Linked DNA regions of Homo sapiens: region 2 is linked to region 1. A link is a contact called in ENCODE Hi-C data. All regions are on one chromosome and are shown on one strand. The core of a region is the stretch at or near the end of the contact, and the rest is flanking DNA. Distances in the headings are between cores, read along the strand shown. Region 1 holds the start of POLR3A (RNA polymerase III subunit A). Region 2 overlaps ANXA11 (annexin A11).

What was found. Hi-C counts contacts between places; a loop is a spot of excess contacts on that map. Pooled maps may share reads with other maps.
Region 2: a loop to region 1 is called in a map of CD4-positive, alpha-beta T cell, with 9 times the contacts of the local background. The contact joins the enhancer-like site here to the promoter of POLR3A in region 1. A Hi-C loop is called at or near these places in 2 of 168 maps with a recorded cell type or tissue (CD4-positive, alpha-beta T cell and naive thymus-derived CD4-positive, alpha-beta T cell), 1 of 37 single-sample maps with no recorded cell type and 9 of 50 pooled maps.

The regions. Positions count from the first base shown.
Region 1 is chr10:78,027,674-78,033,807 of GRCh38, reverse strand. POLR3A (RNA polymerase III subunit A) reads left to right here and starts at 4,293. Exons shown (of 31, transcript NM_007055.4): 1 at 4,293-4,444. The coding sequence starts at 4,401. RefSeq lists enhancers at 1-145, 4,124-4,373.
Region 2 is chr10:80,186,617-80,192,485 of GRCh38, reverse strand. All of the region lies in intron 1 of ANXA11 (annexin A11), which reads left to right. Among named protein-coding and RNA genes, the nearest start is that of ANXA11, 16 kb to the left of the region's middle. RefSeq lists enhancers at 4,102-4,201, 5,842-5,869. Within about 2 kb of position 4,530, at least 26 of the 41 ENCODE cell types and tissues checked have a DNase peak (open chromatin) inside an H3K27ac peak, as active enhancers do; they include CD4-positive, alpha-beta T cell, where a contact is called at or near this core.

The DNA of each region.
Region 1 (6,134 bases), core at 3,044-5,543:
CCGGCGTGGGGGCGTGGGCGCGCCACGAGGCTGACCGCGCCGATGCCTGATTTAGGCTGCCTACGGCCCCGCCTCACAGACTTTTGGCCACACCCCTGGAACTCTAGACTGACCAATCCAGAACCAGAACAACTCGAGCCGACTAGGTTTACGCAAGCAGGTGTTCAATTTCAGTTCAATTCATTATGTTGAATTGTACGTATTTGAATTCCGGTAAACCAAATTAGTTTAAATTGCCTTCTTCCGAGTTAGAGGTGGGTAAACTTGGAAAGCATTTTAGGATATCCTCTCTAACAGTCTCCTCGTTATATGGCTAGGGAAACTGCAGAAACCCTGACTCTAAAACCTTTGTTATTTCAAGTACTTAACATTGCCCATTCTAATTTATTATTCATGAGTATTATTTCTGTGACTTTTATGACGAATCTTTACTTTAAAAGATCTCTTTAATTTGTATTTTTCTGCAAATCTTGGTCATTATGCAAAATTAGATTTTGAAAAATATTTGGCCGGGCGCGATGGCCACGCCTGTAATCCCAGCACTTTGGGAGGGCAAGGCGGGCGGATCACCTGAGGTCAGGAGTTCGATACCAGCCTGGCCAACATGGCGAAACCACGTATCTACGAAAATAAATAAATAAATAAATACAAAATACAAAATTAGCGGGGCGTGGTGGCTCATGCCTGTAATCCCAGCTACTCGGGAGGCTGAGGCAGGAGAATCGCCAGAACCCGGGAAGCAAAGGTTGCAGTGGGCCGAGATCACACCATTGCACTCCAGCCTGGGCAACAGGAGCGAAAATCCGTCTCAGAAAAAAAAAAAAAAGAAAAGAAAAAAAAGGAAAAAAAAATTGGAAGCCAGGGGCAGTGGCTCACGCCTATAATCCCAACACTTTGGGAGGCCGAAGCAGGTAGATGACCTGAGGTCAGAAGTTCGATACCAGCCTGGGCAAAATGGCGAAACCCCGTCTCTACTACAAAAAAAAAAAAATTGGCCGGGCGTGGTGGTGCATGCCTCTAATCCCAGCTATCTGGGAGGCTGAGACAGGAGAATCGCTTGAACCCGGGAGGCGGAGGTTGCAGTGGGCCGAGATCGCACCATTGCACTCCGCCTGGGCAATAAGAGCGAAACTCCGTCTCAGAAAAAAAAAAAAAAAAAGGAAAAAAAAATTGATTGCTCCAGAAATATTTTCTTTAACGTGAAACAGACATGTAAAGAATGTAAATATATATGTTCCGGAGAAATAATAAGAAGAATTTCCCAAATGTTAGTGCAGACGAGGTGTCCAAGGTGCAGGCTTTGCGGGCAGCTTTCCTATTTTCTTTTTTTTTTTTTCCTGAGACAGAGTCTAGCTCTTGTCACCCAGGTTGGAGAGCAATGGCTTCATCGCGGCTCACTGCAACCTCGACCTCCCGGATTCAAGCGATTCTCCTGGCTCAGCTTCCAGAGTAACTAAAATTACAGGCCTGCGCCACAATGCCCAGCTAATTTTTGTATTTTTAGGAGAGACGGGGTTTCACCATGTTGGCCAGGCTGGTCTCCAACTCCTGACCGCAAGTGATCCGCCCCCGCCTCGGCCTCTCAAAGTGCTGGGATTATAGGCGTGAGCCACCGTCCCCGGCCGACTATTTTTCTTTTTTTTCGTTTTTTGTTTTTTTTTTTTTTTTTGAGACCGCATCTCGCTCTGTCACCCAGGCTGGAGTGCAGTGGCGGGATCTCGGGTCACTGCAACATCCGCCTCCCAAGTTCAAGCGATTCTTCTGCCTCAGCCTCCCGAGGTGACCAACTATCCTTATTCTTAAGAAAATAGTCAGCCGGCTGGGCACGGTGGCTCATGCCTGTAATCCCAGCACTCTGGAAGGCCGAGGCAGGCAGATCACGAGGTCAGGAGTTCAAGACCAGCCTAGCCAATATGGTGAAACCCCGTCTCTACTAAAAATACAAAAATTAGCCAGGCATGGTGGTGCGCACCTGTAGTCCCAGCTACTCGGGAGGCTGAGGCAGAAGAATATTTATTGAGTGATTGTAATGTGCCTGTTACATTCTAATTACTTTTACCTTCATTTTGCTATTTAACCTTCCCATTGACTCTAAGAAATAGGATACATATTACTCACCCATGTTATAAATGGGGAAACTAACACACAATAAGATTAAATAACTTTCCCAAGTTCACACTTTATATACGTGTATATATACACGTATGTGTATATATACACATATATCTATATCTATATCTATATATATATATATATATATTTTTTTTTTTTTTTTTTTTGAGGCAGAGTCTTGCTCTGTTGCCCAGGCTGGAGTGCAGTGGCACAATCTTGGCTCACTGCAACCTCCGCCTCCCGGATTTAAGCGATTCTCCTGCCTTAGCCTCCTGAGTTGCTGGAATTACAGGAATGCGCCACCACACCAGGCTAATTTTTGTATTTTTTAGTAGAGACGGAGTTTCACCATATTGGTCAGGCTGGTCTCAAATTCCTGACCTCATGATCTGCCCACCTCGGCCTCCCAAAGTGCTGAGATTACAGGCGTGAGCCACCGCGCCCGGCCTGCACAACTTTATTTTTTATTTTTTTTTATTTTTGAGATGGAGTTTCACTCTTGTCGCCCAGGCTGCAGTGCAATGGCATGGTCTCGGCTCACTGCAACCTCCACCTCCCAGCTTCAAGCGATTCTCCTGCCTCAGCCTCCCGAGTACCTGGGATTACAGGCGCACACCACCAACCCCAGCTAATTTTTGTATTTTTAGTAGAGATGGGGTTTCACCATGTTGACCAGGCTGGTCCCGAACTCCTGACCTCAGGTGATCCGCCCACCTTGGCCTCCCAAAGTGCTAGGATTACAGGCGTGAGCCACCACGCCTGGCTGCCTACACAACTTTAAATGGTGAAAGCTAGACTCCCATGATGGCACTGTGATTTCATAACTTTTGCTCTTAACCTCTAGATAAGTCACACACGATCCAACCCTTGTTGGTATAATATTGTAAACATCAGAGCCGGGTGTGGTGGCTCACACCTGTAATCCTATCACTTTGGGAGACTGAGGCGGGCGGATCACGAGGTCAGGGATTCGAGACCAGCCTGGCCAACATAGTAAAACCCCGTCTCTACTAAAAATACAAAAATTAGCTGGGCGTGGTGGCGGGCGCTTGTAGTCCCAGCTACTCGGGAGGCTGAGCCAGGAGAATCGCTTGAACCCGGGAGGCGGAGGTTGCGGTGAGCCGAGATTTCGCCACTGCACTCCAGTCTAGGCGACAGAGCGAGACTCCGTCTCAAAAAAAAAAAAAAAAAAAAAACAAAAAAAACCCATAATGTTGACTATATATATATATATATATATATATATATAGTCAACATTATTTCATGATTAAGTGATGGAGTACCGAAATGAGTTAGAAAAACCTGATATGCCTCGTTTGTCTGTGACATTGTGTTTTGCTAGTGAGGATCCATGGCGTCTGAAAATGAGATAGCGTCCCTTCTTAAAAATTGAAAGTTGTTAAACACTTTTGTTAAGTTCTGTTTTGAGTTTCTCACAAATAATGAGGACTTAGTTCTAATTCTAAGCGCTAAGCCCTGTGGTGATGTGATTTCCTTGCTAGGCTCATGCACTAATATATCACACTAGGATCACCTCCCACAAGTTCTCACAGACTGTAGACAACTTATTTCAAGACATGAATGATCTTTACTTTCCATTCTCCCTTTTCTTCTGTAGATTACCATGGCTGTTTTCACTCTAACAGATTTTCAACTGTTTTTGTAATCAATAATGTAAGTTTAATTCTTCCCCCCTCCCTCCAAATAACTTCATGAACTGGAGGCACATGTGCGCCCATATTTTCCGCTCTGTTTTCCTTTGTTGGTCCTCCACAGATAGTGCCCTCTGTTGGATGGGCCGGTTCATTTTAGCTTCCACCTTCCCTTAAAACAATTAGAAGCTCTTAATTTAGATGGTACTGATGTTAATGATGATGATTTTCCATTTTATGCAAGTTTTGGCCCTCTGCTTGTCTAAAAGCCTTGAGGCAAAGAGTTATATGCAGTTTCTCTGCGGGTGTCTGATTACGTGGAGAAATTGACCAGAAATGGGATTTTTAAAATACAGCACACGCCTCGGTGCGGCTTCCAGTAAGCGCCACCAGGTGACGGTGCGGGGAAAGGGAAAAAAAAAAAAAAAAAAGGCATGCCGGAAGTCTCTCTTGACAGACAGACGCGCGGGCGAGTAGCGGAAGAGGAAGCGGACACGTGGGACACTCTACGGTGGCCGAGAGGATGCCGCAGATGTGTTAGCGGCGAGTCCAGAAGCAGCCCCAGGAGGTGCTGGGGGCATCGTTTCTCTAATCTGGCCTCCCGAGTGCCAAGGAGGCGTCCCGGCAGCGGTCATCATGGTGAAGGAGCAGTTCCGGGAGACGGATGTGGCCAAGAAAATGTAAGACGGAGTAAGAGTGGCCAAAGGGCTGAGAAATAGGGCAAGGGGTCCGAGGTCAGCGGTCCCGGGTCTTGCAGGGTCAGAGATGGGGTGCAATGGGAAGGGGAGGGCCAGTAGTCCATAGGTGTGACCAGCGCCCAGAACTACCAGCGTTGGTCAAAGAGCATTGGTCAGGCTGAGGGGATTTCAGCACCTCGAGAGGTCCCTGGACTTGGGCGGAGAAGTCGGAGTGGCCTGAGCCTTAATGATTTGTGCACCCTGGGCCAAAGCTCGCATTCTCCTGAAGTCATACAATGATCCCTGTTCTTCAGCGAACTATCCCCTGCTGCAGCGAGGGGAGCAATCTGGGGCGGGGACTGTCTCTAATTCTGTCAGCCGCAGAGCGTCTGACACGGAGGCAGTAGTTGCTTACCAAAAGGATGGGGTTGCCCACTAGAAAGCTGTACCACAGGCCGACGGATGGCAGTGTCAGAAATAAAGCTGCTATCCGGACTTTTGCCTTCAGAAATACGTTATTAGGCGGTGGCTCCTTCTTAGAGTTCTCGGTAAGAAAGTGAATCCAGCCGGGCGCGGTGGCTTACTCCTGTAATCCCAGCACTTTAGGAGGCCGAAGCGGGTGAATCTCCTGAGCTCAGGAGTTTGAGACTAGCCTGGGCAACGTGGCGAAACCCCGTCTCTATCAAAAATACAAAAATTAGCAGGCGTGGTGGCGCGCCCTTGTGGTCCCAGCTACTCGGGAGGCTGAGGCCGAAAAATCACTTGAGCCTGGGAGGCAGAGGTTGCAGTGGGCAACCTCCTGCATTCCACCCTGAGTGACAGAGTGAGACGGTGTCTCAAAAAAAAAAGTGAATTCATCATTCTTACAGCAGACACTGAGGAGGATACTGCGCGTTATTCCCAGTGTTGGACGTTAAAGATACGGTCTGAATAAAACTTTTACTGCCTAATCTAGTTGGAGAAGGTACACAAGTCAACACTGGGTACGACAAGTGCAATGACAAGGGTAGGTCCAGGGGGTTTTGAGAGCACATAATGGGTCCAGGCAAAAGAAAGCAGACCAAACTGCTTTTTTCAAGGAGCAGACCTGAGGGAGAGAACACAGGTGATCAGAAGGAAGCAGAAGACTTGAAGCTGTGTTAAGAAGTCATCTTGTAGGCAGTGAGGAACCTTTGAAGGATTTTCAACAGGAGAGTATCTTGATAAGAGTTCTCCTTCTGGAAAATCTCTTGATTCATGGTGGAAAGAATTAGAGGTCGAGAGACCTTGAGACGGATATACAGAATGCCTTGCTTGGGCAGCTGTGTGGATGGTTGCCATTCACTAGAACAGGTGTCTTACCTAGGTGAATGCAGCATTCTCCCATGTGGTAGCTCTACATCGACACTGGCCCTTCACACCCACCTGTACACCTGCGCCCAGTCAGATATAATACATTCTCACAAAACAGAGAAAGTGCTTCTGTCAAAGTGCAAATTAAGGGTATTGTCAATTAAAATCCTCTAGCAGAGGCCAGGAGTGGTGGCTCACGTCTGTAATCCCAGCACTTTGGGAGGCCATGGCAGGCAGATCATGAGGTCAGAAGTTCAAGACCAGACTGGCCAATATGGTAAAACCTCATCTCTACTAAAAATACAAAAATTAGCTGGGTGCGGTGGCGCATGCCTGTATGCCTGTAACCCCAGCTACTTGG
Region 2 (5,869 bases), core at 3,281-5,780, 2.2 Mb before region 1:
CTTTGGTTCTCTTCTATCTCTGAGGATATTATTGATTATATTTTTGTCCTCTACTTCTCATCGTTGTCTGTTTCTTTGGTTCCTTTTCTTCTGTTTTGGTCTCTCCCTTTCTTGGTGTAGACTTTCTCAGATGTCCTGTGACCCTTTGCTGTCTATATGAAGAGGGAGACCATAAAAATCTGATTAGAGTGCATAGGTGAAATGTACAGGAGGGGCAGGATTTTATCACATCTCTTCCCCCTTCGGTGTGTTTCCTGGAAGGCAGTTATTCCCCAATATTGCAAAATTAATCTCTCCTCAGCGCTGGTCTTCCCACTGTACCTGCTGTTGCCTCGGGCAGGAAGCAGCAACCCAGGCTTGAACTCCCATGGGCTGCCCCCGTGATGGAACAAAAAGAATCATCCTAGAGAACTGGGCCTGAGTCCGCCAGCAGCTCTGAGGACAGGAAGCCTCTCTACCCACCCTGCCCTGGGGACGATGAGCTCTAGCCTGGGAGTGGGGGATTCAGCACCAGCCCTCTTAGGGTCTTGCTGTATCACCTTGGCATGCCACAACCCTCTCTCTGGTTGTCAGTGTGACCATTTGTGAAATGGGGTGAGGTGGGGTCGGTGGGAGTGAACTGAGTCGTCTCTGAGGTGCTGAGCTGGCCTCTGGCATCCGGTTGTGAGGTCCTGGCTGATGGGGTGTGATGGCCCTGCCTGTGCAAATCCGACTGGGCAAATGCTGACTGGGCATGCGTAGCCTGGCCACACGGAAGCCACTGAGGGCCCAAGTCCCCTGGTGACTCATGTTGATTGGTAATTCAAGTTAGCACACCTGTGCCGAGCCTGTTCCCGACACATGGGAGAGGCGAGCACCTGGTTCCTCCTTGTGCCGTTGGAAAGGGTTTTTTTTGTAGTCTTGGTGGTTTAATATTTCCCTTGTTGAAGAAAGCTGGCTGAGTTAGGTAGACATGTTCACAGAGCTCTTATGCAAAGAGAACAGAGGCCTTTGGAAAGAGAATGCCATAGAAGGATCTGGAAGGAAAGAGAAGGAATGGTCACTGTATATATTAGTTTTCTTTAAAGTTTTTTTTGTTGTTGTTTGTTTTTGTTTTTTGAGACAGAGTCTCACTCTGTCACCCAGGCCGGAGTGCAGTAGCACAATCTCGGCTCACTGCAACCTGTAGCTCCTGGGTTTAAGCAATTCCTGAGTAGCTGGGACTACAGGCACGTGCCACCATGCCTGGCTAATTTTTGAATTTTAATTTTATTTTATTTTGAGACAGAGGTTTGCTCTTTTTGCCCAGGCTGGAGTGCAATGGCATGATCTCGGCTCACTGCAGCCTCCACCTCCCGGGTTCAAGTAATTCTCCTGCCTCAGCCTCTCGAGTAGCTGGGATTGCAGGTGCATGCCACCACACCCAGCTAATTTTGTATTTTTAGTAGAGATGGGGTTTTGCCATGTTGGCCAGGCTGGTCTCAAGCTCCTGACCTCAGGTGATCCGCCTGCCTCAGCCTCCCAGAGTGCTTGGATTATAGGCATGAGTCTCTGTGCCTGGCCAATTTTTGTATTTTTAGTAGAGACAGGGTCTCACTATGTTGCCCAGGCTGGTCTCAAACTCCTGGCCTCATGCAGTCCGCCCACCTTGGCCTTCCAAAGTGCTGGGGTTACAGGCGTGAGCCACCGTGCCTGGCCAATAGTTTTCTTTAAAAATTTTTTGGCCAGGCGTGGTGGCTCACGCCTGTAACCCCAGCACTTTGGGAGGCCAAGGCAGGCGGATCACGAGGTCAGGAGATCGAGACCATCTTGGCTGACATGGTGAAACCCTGTCTCTACTAAAAATACAAAAAACTAGCTGGGCGCGGTGGCGGGCGCCTGTGATCCCAGCTACTCAGGAGGCTGAGGCGGGAGAACGGCATGAACTCAGGAGGTGGAGCTTGCAGTGAGCCAAGATAGGGCTACTGCAGTCCGGCCTGGGCAAAAGAGCGAGACTCCGTCTCAAAAAAAAAAAAAAAAAAATTTATTGTAAATTAACATTTATAATTATGTAAATTTATGGAGTACAAAGTGATGTTATAATCTATGAATACAATGTGAAATAAAGCAAACTAGTTAATATATCCATCACCTCAAATAGTTTTCAATAATTAGTTTTCAATTACTGCTGTAACAAATTACCACAAACTTGTGGCTTAAAACCATGCAACTCTTTTTGTGGTAAAAATATACACAACGTAAAATTTACCATTTTACCCACTGTTAGGTGTGCAGTTCAGTGGTGTTAAATACATTCACTTCGTTGTGCAACAGTCATTACGATGCATCTCCAGAAGGTTCTCATCTTCCCAAACTGACTCTGTACTCAGGAAATGTAAACTCCCCATTCCCTCTTACCTGAGCCCTGGCCAACAGCAGTCTACTTTCTGTCCTTAGGAATTTGACTCCTTTGGAGACTTCATATAGGTGGAATCAGAAGTATTTGTTCTTTTGTGCCTGGCTTGTTTCATTTAGCATAATGTGTTGAAGATTTATCCACATTGTAGCATATGTCAGTTTTCTTCTGTTTTGAGGCTGAATGATATTCTCTTTTTATGTGGAGATCTTGTTTTGTTTATCCATTCATCCATCAATGGGCACTTGAGTTGTTTCCACCTTTTGACTACTGTGAATGAGGCTGCTATGAACATGGGTATACAAATGTCTGTTGGAGTCCCTGCTTTCATTTCCTTTAGGTATATAGGTTGAGTATCCCAAATCTGAAATGTTCCAAAGTCCGAAACTTTGTGAGCTCCAACATGACGCTCAAAGGAAGTGCTCATTGAAGCATTTTGGATTTTGGATTTTTGGATTTTGGATACACAATGGTAAGTATGATGCCAGTATTCCAAAATCTGAAGTCATCTGGTCTGAAGACCACAATGTCTGAAACATTGCTGATCCCACACATTTTGAATGAGAGGTACTCGGCCTGTATGCCCAGGAGTGAGATTGCTGGATCGTATGGTAGTTCTATGTTTAATTTTTTGAGGAATCTCCATACTGTTTTCCATAGTGGCTGCACTATTTTACCACATGGTTTTTTTATCTTTACAGTTTTATCTCAGGGTCTTTTGGATCTCATGGTGCTAAAATGAAGGTGTTGGCAGGGTTGTGTCTTTGTCTGGTGGCCCTAGAGGTGAATGCTTCCTTGCCCTTTCCAGCTTTAGAGGCCATTTGAGTTCCGTGGCACTTGGCCCTTTTCCTCCATGGGTGGAATCCCTCTCATGCTTGGACTCTGTCCTTCTTATTCTTCCTTTTCATCCTTAACCCAGCAACAAAGGCTCTCTGCTTTGAAGGACGCTTCTCACTGGATTGGGCCCACCCGGATAATCTAGGCTAGTCTCCCCATTTCATGGCGGGTAACCCTAATCACCTCAGGACAGTCCCTTTTGCCACCTAAAGTAACGCATTCACAGGTACCGGGGATGTCTTTGAGGGACCTAATCAGAGAAGCTGATGGTAGCTGAGTTTCAGGCTCTGAAAAGCCCTCCCTCTACCCCTCCCCTTACCAGCATTTTCCTGAGGCCCCGGGACCCTAAGGGTTGGCTGGACACTCCCCTCACTGTGTGGGCTGGGCTGGTCCCCTGGCGGGAGCCTGACACCTGAGTTTAGTGTGTGCCCAGGATCTGTGACCCTTTTCTCCCTCTCGAAATGTCAGAGCCTGGCTTCTTTGGCCACTAGGCGTGTTGGTCACAGAGTGAAGATAACTGTGTCCTGCTTTACAAAGCGCGTTCCTGTTCTTTTTACTTTTAGTCCTCATAGTAATCCAAGGTAGGTGGGGTACATCAGGTCTTTGCAGATAGAATGGAGGTTCGGAGAGGTTAAGTTGCCCAGGGGGGTCACACAGCAAGCAGTTGCGTTAGGAACCAGACCTTGGCTCCAGGCTAATGCCTCCTAGGGACTAAGTTAAAATTAACTGAGCACCTGCTGTGTGCTAATACCTGTTGTAGTGCTATATATATATATATATATATATATATATATGTGAGAATACTACATTCTCACAGCTGTGTAATGAGATGGATGCATTTTTCCTCTTTTCACAGGTGAGGAGAAAGGCTCAGAGTGGTCAATCTATATATCCAGGGTCACACAGCTAACAAGAGGTAGAGCTAGAATGGAATCATTGTCACTGGACTCCAAACCCTGTGTACCATCCCAGTGGCCTAGCAGCAGTGTTAGAAGATGATATCAGAGCTGTGTGGGCTGCGGTAAAACTCATGCAGCAGAATTGAGAAGTCCCTTGTGACTGTCCTGTGATGTTTGGGGCCCTTGACGGGGGAGTGTGGGCCGTGAAAAGATGGGGGAGCTGGTTTAGAGTGTGTGAGAGAGAGTAATTGGGGGTGGTAGAAGCCTGCCAAGAATCTAGGGGTAGACATTGTGAAAGCCAATGTCAGTGAGGCTCAGGCCCAGTGTCTTGGAGCTGCAGAGCTTCCCTTTACCTCCCACTGCAAAATGAGGGAAGGGTTTAGAGAAGTTTCTGCTTCCTTCCGGCAGAGCTGCTGCAAGGGTTGTCTTGTAGATAGTAACTACCACAGGACTTGGGGTGTGGCACATCCCTGTGGGCCCAGGAGATCTGGGAGAAGCTGGGTTGGACTTTGCAGTAACTGGAGTGACCTGACAGCTAAGAGGGGTGGGATTGACAGGGAAGCCTCAGCCACCCTGGGACTTGTGCCCAATTGACATCAGCTCACTACCATTGTTTTGCTGGTCCCTCCTAGGCGGGCCCTGGCAGAAGCTCCCTCTGCTCAGGTGGTGTAACTGGCGGTGGCTTCCCCTTGCGGAAGTGGGTAAACAAAGACAGAGACCTGTGTCTCCTCCCCGCCCCTGCCACCTGCACTTATAAACACAACCCACTGTTTCCCTTTTTGGGAGTGTGTGAGAGAGAGAGAGAGTGTGTGTGTGTGTGTGTGTGTGTGCACGCGCGCACATGCGCGTGCATCCTTAGGTTCCGTCTAAATCCGTTCAAGCTGCTGTAATAAAATATCATAGACCGGGTGGCTTATAAACAACAGAAGTACATTGCTCACAGTTCTGGAGGCTGGAAGTTGAAGATGAAGGTGCCAGCAGACTCAGTGTCTGGTGAGGGCCCACTTTCTGGTTCACAAATAGGATAGCACCTTCTCCCTGTGTCCCCACATGGTGGAAAGGGTTGGGCCCTCTGGGATCTCTTTTATAAGGCCATGAATCCCATTCATGAGGACTCCAACCTCATAACCTTCCAGAGGCCCCGCCTCCAAATGTCATCACACTGGGAGTTGGGATTTCAATAAATGAATTTTGGGGAGACAGAAGTATTCAAACTATAGCAGGTCCTGGCCACACTTTGGAGTCAGGACTTGGGTGGGGGGCTTTTTCTGTCACTGCCACTGTGTCTGTTGCAAGAACCTCAGCGTCCTCCAGGACCTGAGTGCCCATCACGTGCTGGCCTGCGAGGCAGCCAGATATTAGCACTGTGTCTCTGTCACTTTCTTCCTCTGCTGCCCACTTTCCACTCCTCAGAAATTCTGAATTGGACTCAGCATTTGACTGAGCATTGGCTCTTATGTGAGCCTGTTTGGTGTGGGCAGGCCTCAGAGGTGACTCTGCCCACAAAGAGGAGTGGCCTGGCTTCCAGGGAAGCCTGCCATGGAGGAGCGTGACGGAGAGATCTGCGTGTGACGCTGTGTGCTCTCGGTCTGCGTTGTATGGAAAGTGAGTTCCTCCTCACTTGCCCCCATCCCCCTTCTCAGCACCTGGTCTGGAGAGGCAGGCAGGAGGAGAGAAGATGGCCCCATCCATGCCACACCTCAGTGAAAATTCTGAGGACAGGCTCTGGTGCCCGCAGGGTTGGAGCTTCATGCAGGCT